2 separate regions of the Homo sapiens genome follow, and region 1 is linked to region 2. Evidence: chromatin loops called from intact Hi-C (ENCODE). Cell type or tissue: PC-9. All regions are shown on one strand.

Region 1 (8,000 bases), 96 kb after region 2:
TATAAAGTAACACACACTGTGAAATATCCAAACAACTACAATGTCATTATAAATATATTTTTCTTATCAGAGAAGGCAACAGGCAAATCAGCCACTCTTGCAAGGTCATATTTCACAGAGACAGCTGAATTCACCCACTGTTGAATTATGTTATAAAGCCAGTGATTTAGTATTGTCATCTATTTTGATTGACACCAAAAGCCTTCCAGGACAGTAAATGTAAAGATGTTAGAAGAAAATCACTTACAAAATGGCTTGATAGTTCATGTTAATGAGTTTTAAAATGCGGTATAACAACTTAATCAAATCAGACAGCTCCATAAAAGAATTAATTTGGTCATTGGCTCTCTTTCCAAAATGACTTTGTTGTACTGAGTAAGGTGAGAATTTTTCTGTGGCTGAAACATTCACAACTAGATTCGAAATGACATAGCCTGGGATAAGTTATGGATTAACCAAAGTTTCTCAGGAGTTATTTATATTTGGCCTCTTGTTAAATGAGATGCATGTCTTTTCTGAAGTTTCATTTTAATGAAAGAGAAAGAAGAATATGAATGACATGTATTAAAGACCCCGAGCCCACACTTAAAACCTCAATTTTGGATAACTTGTGTGTTACCTTTTAGAAATTAGAGTGTCATTGGGTTGCTATTATGGGTCGCCAACAGAAGGGGATTCAGGAATATCTCCATACTGCCCCAGACCACAGCAATAATTTTCTGCAATGTCAAGAGAAAAACACAGGACAATAACCAGTTGAAAGCAGCAAAGTTCTGCATTATTTTTTGCTGTCCTCTTGTCCCAAACTCTAGAGGAGATTATTAGAAACGTAGTATCTGCCCCTGTAGAATTATGGGCTTATGACAAGACTAGAGACCTAAGGAGACTAGTTTCTTGTCTATCCGGGCTCAAACACCAACCTCTTTCATGCACTTCCAGACTGAAGTTGTTTCTAAGGTCAGCTTTAAGGAGAAAATTACATATAATCAGAATTACCCTCCAGAATTCATAAATCACCTTCCATTGGTATAGATCACTGTCTCTTGGATTGAGCAGCAGATTAAGTAGTCAGATTGCATTTAGGTTTACATTATATAAAATTTAATATGTTTTGGCTGGGCGCAGTGGCTCACACCTGTAATCCCAGCACTTTAGGAAGCCAAGGTGGGAGGATGGATAGAGGTCAGGAGTTCAAGACCAGCTTGGGCAACATAGCAAGACCTCATCTCTATAAAAACTTTAAGAATTAGCTGGACACAGTGGCACATGCCTGTAGTCCCAGATACTTGGGAGGCTGGGGCAGAAGGATCATTTGAGCCCAGGAGTTTGAGGCTGCAGTGAGCTATGATCATGACACTGCACTCCAGTCTGGGTGACAGAATGAGACCGTGTCTCTTTAAATATTAGGAATCACCTTCAGAATGGCATTGAAAGGCAGGAAGTCTGCCAGGCAGTGCGTGAGGGAAGAGCAGAGTCATAGACTCTCCTCAGACTATCTTATTGACGGACAAGTTACAGGTACTTTTAAAATCAGTCTCTCCTTCCTCTCTCTCTCTCCTTTTCTCAGCTTTCTGTCTCTCTCCTAGAGTTAAATTTTAATGAAAAAAAATAATGTGAATTATTTGTGTGTTATATATGTGTAACATTTCTATGTATTTATATTATTAATATGACATAATAATATAATATTTGTATTATTAATATTTATTTAAAACCATCAGCACACACTTAGAACCTCCGTTTTGGGTAATGTAGTTATTACCAACATTCCTACCTGACATTTATTTGTGTATTTGTTCAGTGTATATCTGTGTCTTCTGTGAGACTGTGGGGTTTATGAAGAAAGGGACTATGTATCTTTTGGCTCACCATTTCATTCCCACGACTAGCATGGAGCCGAAGAGGAGATGAAAACATTTTTATCAAATGAATGGCTAAAGGAGAGAGACCATTAGACATTACTACCTTTGGAAGTTCTCTTAGTAACTGTGGCTCAATCATGTTGCAGTGTTATAGACACCTTTATAATTTACAAAGAACTTTCACAAACATGGCCTCATTATAAAGGTGACAAGCATGATTGTCCCCCATACCAGTCTGTAGAAGAAGAAACTGAGACTTGGAGAGGCTAACCAACTTGTGCAAAGTTGCACAGCTAACTTATGACAGAACTAGGTCTTGAACCCCTGTCTTCTAACCCTTAGCCAGACCAGTTGGAGTTCCCCATCCCCAGTGACCTCTCCTACATTTATGGGGACTCTTGTGTATCAGAGTTTGTGACTCTGTGCCCGTGTAAGGCAGTGATCACATCTTGTCCCTCACAACAGAGATGTATTAAGTGCCTACTATGCGCCAGACATGCAAAAAACTTCCAGGACGCAAACAAGAATGAGATGTATGTATTTCTTGCCATCAAAACAACTCACAATCTAATGCAGCATAGTGTTAAACATGTACATTTCTAATATACTGTTGAATATGTTTGTGGATGAAATCCTATCCTGCTTGCAGTTGCAATAATCTGCAGGTTAAATGGAAGGAAAAGCAAGGCTTGCTGGTTTGCACAAACGTTAACAACTATTAGCTCAAGTTCGAAACAAGATTGTAACCATTCTGCACAAGTGTTAAGGAGTGCATATTTGCAGAGCTGAGGCCAGGAGGCTTAAATTTTAGAAACAGCTGTGGAACTCCTTTCAGTATGTACAGTTGGAAGGAGGCTGGCATTGTCAGGGAGTCGCTCTGGAAAATACAGGCACTGAATATATTTTATCTTTTCCCTTATTCCAGTGTTAGTGTCCCCATAGAATTCCAAGTGAGAAAATAACCTGCAAAGGTGTGAGGTGGGAATCATATTACAACATTCAAGCAGGTGAGATCCTCAGAGATGAAAGGGGAAGAAAATGGCACTTTAATGCATGAGAGTAATCTTCCAGGATTTGTACCAGGATGTGTTATATTTTAACAAGAAGAGTTCTCAGAAGGGTCAGTTTCAGGAACATCACATGAACCCCTGGAGAAAAGTAAATGGTTGATTGGCTGTCACACTTACTGTTTCAATATGCTGGGTAAAGCAAAGCGAGGAAAGGTGAGGTCTCACCAAGTGCAGATTACAAAACAAATGCATTCTTTGTGTGCTTTTTTCATAGTAGATGATTTTGAAACAAAAAGAGAAAAATAAACCTGTTGAGTAGAAACTTGGGAAGTAAAACTGAGTGATAGAGGATTAGTTTTCACATGTAGGCGGTACACAGAGTTTGTACAGTTTCGTAGTTACAAGACAGGGTAGAATGAATATTTAAAGAGAAGACTGTTAGGAACAATGGTTCAGAAGGATGAAGGAACTCAATAAGGTTGTGAGGGATTGAGAAGGAATGTTTTGCTTGAAACATGGAGTATGGCAACAATGAATGAGCCTAGTTTTGAATCAAAATGACCTGAAAAACTTCTGTAGAAAGTTTCCAACAAAGCAGTGCTGTATTATGGAAGATCCTGCCATATGGATTGAAACTTTTCTAGAACTTTTAATAGACGAGCCCTCATAAGTAAGATCCAGGCAACCAAATTACTACTCTTTGAATGCTATTGTGGGTATCATGTCAAGATCCAATGTTTTCTTTCCATGTTATACTAAAGAAATAAAACTTAATGTCTATAGTTCAGGTTATATTTGAAACTTTAATAGTTCTAGATTGAAGCTAGCATAAAAACACTGTATACTGAGCATGGTGGCTCACACCTGTAATCTCAATGCTTTGAGAGGCCAAGGCCAGAGGATCACTTGAGGCCAGGAGTTCAAGACCAACCTGAGCAACATAGCGAGACCCCATCTGATATGGTTTGGCTCTGTGTTCCCACCCAAATCTCACCTCAAATTGTAATAATTCCCATGTGTTAAGAGCGAGACCAGGTGGAGATAATTGAATCATGGTGGCAGTTTCCTCTATGCTGTTCTCATGATAGTGACTTCTCATGAGATCTGATGGTTTTATAAGGGGCTTCCCCCTTTTCTCAGCACTCATCCTCCCTCCTGCTGCCCTGCGAAGAGGTGCTTTCTGCCATGATTGTCAGTTTCCTGAGGCCTTCACAGCTATGCGGAACTACGAGTCAATTAAACCTCTTTTCTTTATAAATTACCCAGTCTTGGGTATTTCTTCATAGCAGCATGAAAACAGACTAATACAGTAAATTGGTACCAGGAGTAGTGGATCACTGCTGAAAACATACCCAAAAAATGAAAATAAAAAATTAGCCAGACATGATGGCATGCTCCTGAGGTCTAGCTATTCAGGAGGCTAAGGCAGGAGGATCGCTTGAGCCCAGAAGTTTGAGGTTACAGTGAGCTATGATTGTGCCACTGCACTGTAGCCTGGGTGACAGGGTGAGACTTTGTCTCTAAAAAAGTGAAATTAAAAAAAAGAAAGACTCCATAAATGACATTTTAAAGGGAAAAAATGTTTATGACAATTATATTGTATATTCAAACAAAATGTATTCTTATTTCATAACCAATGAAAATCTGTGTTGACTGGAAAAGAGATTAATTATGGTCACTGAGAAGCAGAATGTAAAGCATTATTTGCAGGAAAAGAAAGCCTAGTTTCCTTTACATGCCACTCACATATTGGTATTTTCTCATTATTAGAACTTACATTTTTTTAAGTTCAGAGTTTTAAAATTCCCCAGAGACTTCTGCAAAACCTGAACCATCATTGAGTAATCCATCAAAAATCCAGAGGCATTAAAAGTTCCATGACTAATATGTGTGAAATGTTTGAAGATGAAACTCTCTTTTGTAATTATAGACCGCAGAATGTGGAATAGTTTCTGCCGTTTGAATTACCTACCTGAGGATACTACTTGAAAGTTCCATCTTCCGTAAATAACAGCCAGCCTGTTATAGAAGACAGGCAGTGTTTTCATACCTGGAATAGAAATTATTTTAGAATCATTTCCATGCAACATTTTTTCATTATTACTAAGATCTGGTGACTATGAAAGGGAGTAAACTTACACAGCTGGCTCTTTTCAGACAGAGAGATTCAATTTATTCTTGTTCCAATACTGTAGGAAAATAAAAAGGTTAAAATTACCTTTTGGATTCAATGTGATATTTTCCCTAGATACCTAAACAAATGGAAGACAGGCAGCTTTCCCAGCTTTGGAATAGGGGACAGTAAGGGATTTCCCTTGTAGCGTGTTGTGTTTTATCTGAAATCTGGCCCTTTTCTGTAATTAAAAAAGGGATTTAGGTACTGAATTTAATCCTTTAAATGGCCAATATCTTGTAACTTTTCCAGATATTTCCCTGGTTCATCAAGAGGCAAGAGACTTACTTTAATTCTGATCTAATATGTACCTGCCTTTTAATTATGTGCTAAAACAATTTGGGAGATGGGATGGTTTGGTACAAACTTGCTCCTGCTGTGGAAATGGTGACTTGGTTGATCTAGGTTCTGGTCCAGAAATGTGCAGGTTTGGGTTTGTTTTTTTTTTTTCAATTATTATACTTTAAGTTTTAGGGTACATGTGCACATTGTGCAGGTTAGTTACATATGTATACATGTGCCATGCTGGTGCGCTGCACCCACTAACTCATCATCTAGCATTAGGTATATCTCCCAATGCTATCCCTCCCCCCTGCCCCCACCCCACCACAGTCCCCAGAGTGTGATATTCCCCTTCCTGTGTCCATGTGATCTCATTGTTCAATTCCCACCTATGAGTGAGAATATGCAGTGTTTGGTTTTTTGTTCTTGCGATAGTTTACTGAGAATGATGATTTCCAATTTCATCCATGTCCCTACAAAGGACATGAACTCATCACTTTTTATGGCTGCATAGTATTCCATGCTATATATGTGCCACATTTACTTAATCCAGTCTATCATTGTTGGACATTTGGGTTGGTTCCAAGTCTTTGCTATTGTGAATAATGCCGCAATAAACATACGTGTGCATGTGTCTTTATAGCAGCATGATTTATAGTCCTTTGGGTATATACCCAGTAATGGGATGGCTGGGTCAAATGGTATTTCTAGTTCTAGATCCCTGAGGAATCGCCACACTGACTTCCACAATGGTTGAACTAGTTTACAGTCCCACCAACAGTGTAAAAGTGTTCCTATTTCTCCACATCCTCTCCAGCACCTGTTGTTTCCTGACTTTTTAATGATTGCCATTCTAACTGGTGTGAGATGGTATCTCACTGTGGTTTTGATTTGCATTTCTCTGATGGCCAGTGATGATGAGCATTTTTTCATGTGTTTTTTGGCTGCATAAATGTCTTCTTTTGAGAAGTGTCTGTTCATGTCCTTTGCCCACTTTTCGATGGGGTTGTTTATTTTTTTCTTGTAAATTTGTTTGAGTTCATTGTAGATTCTGGATATTAGCCCTTTGTCAGATGAGTAGGTTGCGAAAATTTTCTCCCATTTTGTAGGTTGCCTGTTCACTCTGATGGTAGTTTCTTTTGCTGTGCAGAAGCTCTTTAGTTTAATTAGATCCCATTTGTCAATTTTGTCTTTTGTTGCCATTGCTTTTGGTGTTTTGGACATGAAGTCCTTGCCCATGCCTATGTCCTGAATGGTAATGCCTAGGTTTTCTTCTAGGGTTTTTATGGTTTTAGGTCTAACGTTTAAGTCCTTAATCCATCTTGAATTGATTTTTGTATAAGGTGTAAGGAAGGGATCCAGTTTCAGCTTTGTACATATGGCTAGCCAGTTTTCCCAGCACCATTTATTAAATAGGGAATCCTTTCCCCATTGCTTGTTTTTCTCAGGTTTGTCAAAGATCAGATAGTTGTAGATATGCGGCGTTATTTCTGAGGGCTCCGTTTTGTTCCATTGATCTATATCTCTGTTTTGGTACCAGTACCATGCTGTTTTGGTTACTGTAGCCTTGTAATATAGTTTGAAGTCAGGTAGCGTGATGCCTCCAGCTTTGTTCTTTTGGCTTAGGATTGCCTTGGCGATGCGGGCTCTTTTTTGGTTCCATATGAACTTTAAAGTAGTTTTTTCCAATTCTGTGAAGAAAGTCATTGGTAGCTTGATGGGGATGGCATTGAATCTGTACGTTACCTTGGCCAGTATGGTCATGTTCACGATATTGATTCTTCCTACCCATGAGCATGGAATGTTCTTCCATTTGTTTGTATCCTCTTTTATTTCCTTGAGCAGTGGTTTGTAGTTCTCCTTGAAGAGGTCCTTCACATCCCTTGTAAGTTGGATTCCTAGGTATTTTATTCTCTTTGAAGCAATTGTGAATGGGAGTTCACTCATGATTTTGCTCTCTGTTTGTCTGTTGTTGGTGTATAAGAATGCTTGTGATTTTTGTACATTGATTTTGTATCCTGAGACTTTGCTGAAGTTGCTTATCAGCTTAAGGAGATTTTGGGCTGAGACAATGGGGTTTTCTAGATATACAATCATGTCGTCTGCAAACAGGGACAATTTGACTTCCTCTTTTCCTAATTGAATACCCTTTATTTCCTTCTCCTGCCTAATTGCCCTGGCCAGAACTTCCAACACTATGTTGAATAGGAGTGGTGAGAGAGGGCATCCCTGTCTTGTGCCAGTTTTCGAAGGGAATGCTTCCAGTTTTTGCCCATTCAGTATGATATTGGCTGTGAGTTTGTCGTAGATAGCTCTTATTTTGAAATACCTCCCATCAATACCTAATTTATTGAGAGTTTTTAGCATGAAGGGTTGTTGAATTTTGTCAAAGGCTTTTTCTGCATCTATTGAGATAATCATGTGGTTTTTGTCTTTGGCTCTGTTTATATGCTGGATTACATTTATTTATTTGCGTATATTGAACCAGCCTTGCATTCCAGGAATGAAGCCCACTTGATCATGGTGGATAAGCTTTTTGATGTGCTGCTGGATTCGTTTTGCCAGTATTTTATTGAGGATTTTTGCATCAATGTTCATCAAGGATATTGGTCTAAAATTCTCTTTTTTGGTTGTGTCTCTGCCCGGCTTTGCTATCAGGATGATGCTGGCCTC
Region 2 (8,000 bases):
AGAGGTTTAGAAGCCTGGCCGTCAATACCCACAACAGTTATAGAGGCAAGGGAAACAGGCCTTTGAAAAGAAGGTAATGTGGAGTGGGTAGCCTCCATATTGATTAAGAAGAGGACGGACTTACTTTCCACTGTGAGAGTTACTCAAAGCTCGGCGTCCATGATGGTCTACGGGGCTTCCGAGGCAATCGGACAGAGTCAGTCTTCAGCCGCTAAGCTAAGAAGATCTGGGAAGGAGTCAGTCAGAGAGCCTTGGGCCAGAGTTCCAGGGGCTCTGGGAGTGGCTGCCAGGTGAGTTGAACAGTCTGATTTTCAGTGGGGTCTCACACAGATGGGATACGGCTTAGGAGGAATCCTGGGCTGTGGGTGTTCCTCGGCCCAGTGGCCAGATTTCCAGCACTTGTAGCAAGCTCCTGGGGGAGGAGGTTCTGGAGGAACCCCTGGCAGCTGCGGTTCAGGCCTTTGGAGTTCTTGTGTGCTGGAGATGTGGCTGGGGTTTGTCTCACAGTGGAGGCAAGGAATTGCAACTCAGAAATACATTGCTACTTGGCTGCCTCTACTCTATTATTGTACACCTTGAAGTTGAGGTTAATTAAGTCCTGTTGTGGGGTTTGAGGGCCAGAATTTAATTTTTGGAGTTTTATTTAATGTCAGGAGCAGATTGGGTAATAAAACGTATATTGAGAATAAGATGGCCTTTTGACCTTTTAGGGTCTAGGGCTGTAAAGAGTCTCAGGGTTGCTGCCGAACGAGCCATGAACTGGGCTGGGTTTTTCATATTTGATGAAACAGCCTAAACGCTACTGATTTGGGAGAGGTCAGATAAAGAAAAAGGAGCATTAACCTTGACTATGCCTTTAGCTTCAGCCACCTTTTTAAGAGGAAATTGCTGGGCAGGTTGGGGAGGGCTAGTCACGGAATGAAACTGTAAACCGGACTGGGTGTGAGGAGGGGAGTTGATAAAAAGATTATAGGTTGGAGGAGCGGAGCCTGAGGAAGAATTCGGACCTAGCTCGGCCTGGCGAGGAAGGGAGAGGTCAGATGGGTCTGTAGAAAAGGTAGATTAGAAAGACTCAGTGACACTTGGGGTTGGGACTGAGGGGACAGGTGGGAGGGAAACAAGGAAGATTTGGGATGAGTTGCATTGGGAACAGAGACTAGGGAGGGACTGATGTGTAAAAGAATGCCTGGACATCAGGCACCTCAGACCGTTTGCCTATTTTATGACAAAAATTATTTAGAACTTGTAGGGTGGAAAAATTGAAAGTGCCATTTTCTGGCTATTTGGAACTACTGTCGAGTTTGTATTGGGGTCAAGCGGCATTGCAGAAGAAAATAAGATGGTTAAATTTTAGGTCAGGTGAGAGTTGAAGAGGTTTTAAGTTCTTAAGAACACAGGCTAAGGGAGAAGAAGGAGGAATGGAAGGTGAAAGCTTGCCCATAGTGAAGGAGGCAAGCCCAGAGAAAAGACAGTAGAGACACAGAGAAGGGGTGGGGGTTTCTTGCCCTCCAGAAAAGCAGAGAAGGGGTCGGGGTGTGGAAATAAGGGGTTGGGGCACAGAGATAAGAGGTCAGGGCATGGAAATAAGGGATCGGGGCACAGAGATAAGAGGTCGGGGCACAGAAATAACGGATGGGGGCACAGAGACAAGAGGTTGGGGTTCCTGCCCCTCCCCCAGAAAAGCGGGACTTGCCGCTAAGGGTGAAGGACCAAGGCAGGCGTCCCTGCGTGGTCTGACACCACTGAAACCTGGGTGAATAATCAGAGAGGCATCCTTGCAATGATTAAACACCAAGGGACGGCTGCCTTCCCTAGTCCGTGACTGGTGCCGGAGTTTTGGGTCCACAGATAAAAGTGTCTCCTTTGTCTCTACCAGAAAATGAAAGGAATTGAAATTAAGAGAAGGGAGAGATTGAAGTGTGGCGCCAAGATTGAAAGAAGAAAGACGTTGAGGGATAGTGAGAGAGGTTGGAGAAGAGAGTAAAAAAGGCTGCTTATTGGATTTAAAATTGGTGAGATGTTCCTTGGGCTGGTTGGTCGGAGGACCAGAGGTTGTAGGTGGATCTTTCTCATGGAGCAAAATGCAGGAGGACAGGGGATTGATCTCCCAAGGGAGGTCCCCCGATCCAAGTCACGGCACCAAATTTCACTCGTGTCTGTGTGAAGAGACCACCAAACAGGCTTTGTGTGAGCAATACAGCTGTTTATTTCACCTGGGTGCAGGTGGGCTGAGTCTGAAAAGAGAGTCAGCGAAGGGAGATAAGGGTGGGGCTGTTTTATAGGATTTGGGTAGATAAAGGAAAATTACAGTCAAAGGGGGGTTGTTCTCTGGTGGGCAGAGTGGAGGTCACAAGGTGCTCAGTAGGGGAGATTTTGAGCCAGGATGAGCCAGGAGAAGGAATTTCACAAGACAATGTCATCAGTTAAGGCAGGAACAGGCCATTTTCACTTCTTTTGTGGTGGAATGTCATCAGTTAAGGCAGGAATCGGCCATCTGGATGTGTACGTGCAGGTCACAGGGGATATGATGGCTTAGATTGGGCTCAGAGGCCTGACATTATCATTCATAATAACCAGAACTTTATATTCTTAACTACAATTATTAAAGATTTTATAGGTTACAATACACTGGGATATACCTTTCTCAAAGAAACATTTAATGTTATCCCAGAATTAAAATATACTTTTGCAAAATAAAATGTTTATCAAGTCTGCCAAAAAGAGAGCCAATTATTTTGGTTTCTCTCTAGGATTTTAATAAATTCCTTTGATACCTAGTCAAAGCAGTTGAGCATCCTCACATTGAACAAAATGAAAGCAAGGAAGCGATCAATCTCATTTGAAAAGTGAACAAACATAAAAATCATTATCTTTTAAAATTTTTCATTTTTACATGTTGCAAAGAAGAATAACCTTTCTTATGTTTCTTGCATGTTTCTTATTTCCTCAGTAATTAAAAAATCATATTTAGATACATTTATTACTAGTGAATGCTTTTTCATAGTTTTAATCACATTGATTTGTTGAGAATTATCAGAAAACATAATTATTCAGATAAGGAATTGTGAACAGTCTTATGGATTAATACGTTCTCAGAACATCAGTGTTTTAGCAAATAAGATATTATTTACAGTGAGCACATTGTTAGCCTCACTAGATGTCAGTGTAGTTCTAAGTAAATATTTTATATAGTTCCTCAGTAGTGTTGAATGAGAAGATGTTTTGCTTTAGAACTTAAAGATTGAGAAGATGGAATAGTTGCAATAAGTGTTTGTGGTACATTAATTCCAACATCCTCCTCTGATGAAAACACATAATTGGTAAATTTATACACATCAACACAGGGCCAAAAAATAGTCCAAGGATGTAAATAATTATGGATTCATAGGATACATTGTGCTTCCTTAGTCACCAATGTATTTTCCGTACATTGAAAAGTCTTACTGTACATCACAACATGCTGGTCAGCCTTTTAGGGCTTTTCCCAATTGCAAAGGGAGCATGGTTACTCCTCCTGCCATGAGAGGGCAGCACTGAGATTGTCTCCAGCCCAGGAAGCAGTGGGCACTGTTTAGTATGGGTTAGCACCTAGGTTTTTATGTGGAAGCATTCAAGTCAGGCTGTGGTGATATATGTTCTCAGAGTCTACCATAGTATCATTTTAGTGCTTTTATTACAAGTCATCAAACACTGTATCTGAGAAACATGAGGATAAATTATGGTACATTCAAAAACTGCTGATAAATAGCAAAGAAGAGAACAGGGTACTTTGGGAATATAAGGCCTTTTGCGTGAGAAATGTTTTGTGCTAGCTATGAGTGAATTTTCTACAAGCAGAGAAGTTCCATTTGGTCCTCTGAACTGGTTAACATTTTCTTGATTCTTTGCTTAGTGTAGCAAATAAAATTCTGTTTATTCTTTTTGAGAGTTCCCAAAATATCTTTATTGATTTGGATTTTGCTTTTTCACTTTATTTTATAGTTGATTTTAAGTTTTTCTTGAGTGTGTTCATCAGATAGCCATATAAAATGGAACAATGCATTTGTAATAACAAATATTATACATGATATTTTTTTGGCCAGCCCAGTTGCACAGTCAACTGAGAAAGTGGAAGTTATCACTTTCCTCTTAATTCCTTTTACATATTTTTCCTCTGGATGAGAAAATGTTACTTTCTCATATCCAGAAAAGTGTTATAAAATGATACATTGAGATCATCTGATTCCCTCTTTATTGTGATTGTTTCTTTAAAAGAAAAAAAAGCAGAAAGGGGCCATGAACTTACAAAGAAAGTTTTAAAGAATACACCAAAAATTGTTAAAACAATAAATGAGTTCATCAAGGCTGCAGGGCACAAGATCAATACACAAAAATTAATTATATTTTTATATACTTGAAATAAATGATCTGAAAATGAAGGAAACAATTCTGTTTACAATAGCATCTAAAAGAATAAAATATTTAAGAATAACTATAACAAAAGAAGTGTAAAACTAATACTCTGAGAACTATAAAACATTACTGAAATAAATTACAGAAGATCTACATAAGTAGAAAAACAGCCCATGTTCATGGACAAGAAGATTTTAATCTTGTTAAGATAATAGTGCTCCTCAAATAGATCTAAAGATTCAGTACAATCTCTGTTGCAACTGGGATTCTCTAGGCCAGTTGACTTCTTTGTACAAATTGATGAGCTGATCCCAAAATTCATATGGAATTGCAGGGGACTCAGAATAGCCAAAACAATCTTTAAAAAGAAGAATAAGTTGAAGGCCTTTCAAATTTCATAACTTCCCAATTTCAAAACTTACAATAAAGTGACGATAATCAAACATATGTTACTAACATAGGGATAAACATATAGATTAGTGGGATAGAATTGAGAGTCTACAAATAAATCTATATGTCTTTGGTCACCCGAATTTAACAAGGGCACCATGGTTATTCAATAAAGAATATTTTTTAAACAAATGGTGCTAGGATGATTGTATATCCACATGTAAAACAATGAAATTGGGCCCTTACCTCACACAATATAGAAAAATTAACTCAAAGCAGATCAAAGATGTAAATCTAAGATGTATGTACATATAAATCTATTAAACTCCTAGAAGAAAACTCAGGGATAAATCTGCAGGACCTCAGATTTGCCAACGAATTCTTAGGTGTAATTCCCAAAACATGAGCAACAACAACAACAAAAAATTGGTTTTCACCAAAATTAAAATTTTCTGTGCTTCAAAGGATGCTATCAAGAAGTAAAAAAACAACCCATGGAATAAGAGAAAATATTTTCAAATTATATATCCCCTTTGGAACTTGTATCCAGAATATGTAAAGACCCATACAACTCAATAATAAAACAAATTAACCCAATTTTAAAATGGGCAAAGAATCTCAATAGACGTATCTCCATAGAAGGCATACAAATAGACAAAGCACACGGAAAGATTCTCAACATCATTAGCCATCAAAGAAATGCAAATCAAAATCACAAGGAAATAACTCTTCACACCCCGTAGGATGGCTGTATTGAAAAAAATATAACAACAACTTTTGTCAAATGTGGAAAGAAATTAGATCTCTCATACATTGCTGGTGAAAATGTAAAATGATGCTGTCACTTTGGAAAATGGACTGGCAGTTCCTCAAATTGTGACACATAGAGTTACATGTGTCCCAGCAGTTCTACTCCTAGGTATATGCCAATATAAATGAAAATATCTAGCTACAAAAAACTTGTACACAAAGGCATTATTCATAACAGCATTATTCATAACAATCATAAGGTAGAAACCTAAATGTCTGTTAACTGTTGAATAGATAAACAAAATGTGGCATAAAATATGGCGTATCCATACAATTAAATGTTATTTGGCCATAAGAAGCAATGAAAATACAGCAGTTAGTGATAGATGCTACAATAAGAAGGAAACTTGAAACCATGAAACTATTAAGCTAAGTTAAATAAGACAGCCACAAAGGACCACATACTATATAATCCCATTTATATGAGATGTCCAGAATAAGCAAATCCATACAAACAGAAAGTAGATTAGTGATTGCTCAGGGCTGGGGGTGATGGGTGGGTAGGAGAGTGATAGCTAAAGGGCAGAAATGTTCTGAAATTGACTGTGGGGGTGGTTTCACATATCTCTGAGTAAATTAAAACCATCCAATTCCGTGAATTTAGTGGGTGAATTCACATAGCTGTGAATTTTATCTAAATTGTGAAAATAAAACAGGAATGTGATGCTCTAACCAGCATAGGCCCAGGCCGCATGCTTCTGGGGAAGAAATTCCACCTGAATACTTGGGCTGTAAATAGGTCATTTTCATGGGAAAAGGATGAATAGATGCCAGATGGTAAGAAGGGTGAAAGTCTACTACACATGTCTGCGAGGTCGGTAAGGGATCTGGTCTTTGCAAAGGAAGGTTATATTAGAGCTCAGTTGAGAAGAGAAAGGGAAAGGGACTCAAATTCATGCTTAAGGGTGCTGTGACAGGTATCCATACCTTTATTAAAAGACATGTACAGGAACGTTCATAGCAACACAGTTTATTAGCCCCAAATATCCATCAATATTTGAACAAATAAATTGTGGTATATTCAAAATGGAATACCATATGGCAACAAGAATGACCAAACTACAAAAGCATACAATATGAATGAATCCCATAAACCTAATATTGAATGAAAAGAGTTATTCAGACAGATGTAGTGCCTCAGGCTTGTAATTCAGCACCTTGGGAGGCTGAAGCGAGTGGATCACTTGAGGTCAGGAGTTCGAGACCAGCCTGGCCAACATGGCGAAACCCCATCTGTACCAAAAATACAAAAATTAGCCAGGCAGGATGGCATATGCCTGTAATCCCAGCTACTTGGGAGGCTGAGGCAGGGGAATCACTTGAACCTGGGAGGCAGAGGTTGCAGTAAGCTGAGATTGTGCCACTGCATGCCAGCCTGGGCAACAGAGTGAGACTGTCTCAAAAAAAAAAAGAAAAGAGTCATTAACAGACAGACAAACAATATGATTCCATTTACATAAAGTTCAAAAATAGGCTAAATGAATCTATGCTGTAGGAAGACAGATTAGTATATATCCTTGTGGGGGGCTGTGAATGGATGAGTACAGGAGAGGAATGACTTTGGGGTGTTGACAGTGTTCTGTTTCTTGATCAGGGTGCTGTTTATATGAGGTGTTCACTTTATGAAAATTCTTTCAGTTGTGCACTTGTTATTTACTCACCATTCTCTATGTAAGTTAGATTGTGACAAAAGCGAAATTAAAAAGAAACTAAATACCCTTGTTGTTGTTTACTTTCCCTAAAGATAGAGAGCACATCGTGTTTATTTCTAATGCTTATTCAAAGGGGTAGAGACTCTGAGAAAGGATGAGGTGGCGGGATAACTACTTACAAGAGTCACAGTTACGGGGCTATTATTTCCTGGGCATGGAAAGAGTAGATCCCTTCCAGCCTAGCCATTTCATTCTTATTGTCTTGGAAGCAAACTGTCCAGCTGTTCTTCTTAACGTCAGGTTAACAATGATTGTGGTCATTCCCTGCTGCATGGGTCAGGCTGTGAGACACCCTCCCCTTAAATTTACATAGAGACAGAAGGTATAGACAGGTGCAAATGGGAAGGGAACAGCGTATTTCTCCACTGTGTGCTTATGTCCAAATTGGAAACCAGCCTTATTCTTGCTCACTAATTATTAAGGAAAATAATTTTTAACTATCAGGACACTGTTCTTCAAATGGTGATTGGGTGAAGGAGATTTTCTTTGAGTTCTGTGAAATACTAAAAATTCTATGTGTTGATAATGACTAAAAATATATTTTCCACTTGTAAAGACAAAACTTCTGTATTGCAAAGTTATTTTAATAGAATAAAATCTTAGTTTCTTGAGTCAGTCTTTTGCAAATAGGGTTCCATGTATAAACTATCAAGAAAATATTTCCAATAAATGCACTGGGGTAGGTTTAGATTTATT

The links. Peaks named below come from ENCODE experiments on the same cell type or tissue, not always from the same donor. Only the 100,000 strongest peaks of a DNase experiment are listed, where the experiment ranks them.
Region 1: it touches region 2 in a loop (2.5-fold over the local background); 3 of 110 quality-filtered maps call a loop at or near these places.

The regions. Positions count from the first base shown.
Region 1 is chr1:76,994,003-77,002,002 of GRCh38, forward strand. All of the region lies in intron 2 of ST6GALNAC5 (ST6 N-acetylgalactosaminide alpha-2,6-sialyltransferase 5), which reads left to right. Among named protein-coding and RNA genes, the nearest start is that of MIR7156, 62 kb to the right of the region's middle. RefSeq lists an enhancer at 4,166-5,365. In PC-9, no CTCF peak of the experiment used is centred here; a DNase peak (open chromatin) is centred at 4,819; H3K4me3 peaks cover 457 bases; H3K27ac peaks cover 2,942 bases.
Region 2 is chr1:76,897,831-76,905,830 of GRCh38, forward strand. The region is part of intron 2 of ST6GALNAC5 (ST6 N-acetylgalactosaminide alpha-2,6-sialyltransferase 5); the gene reads left to right. Among named protein-coding and RNA genes, the nearest start is that of ST6GALNAC5, 34 kb to the left of the region's middle. RefSeq lists an enhancer at 2,147-2,686. In PC-9, CTCF peaks have their summits at 3,546 (motif pointing right) and 3,748; no DNase peak of the experiment used is centred here; H3K27ac peaks cover 280 bases.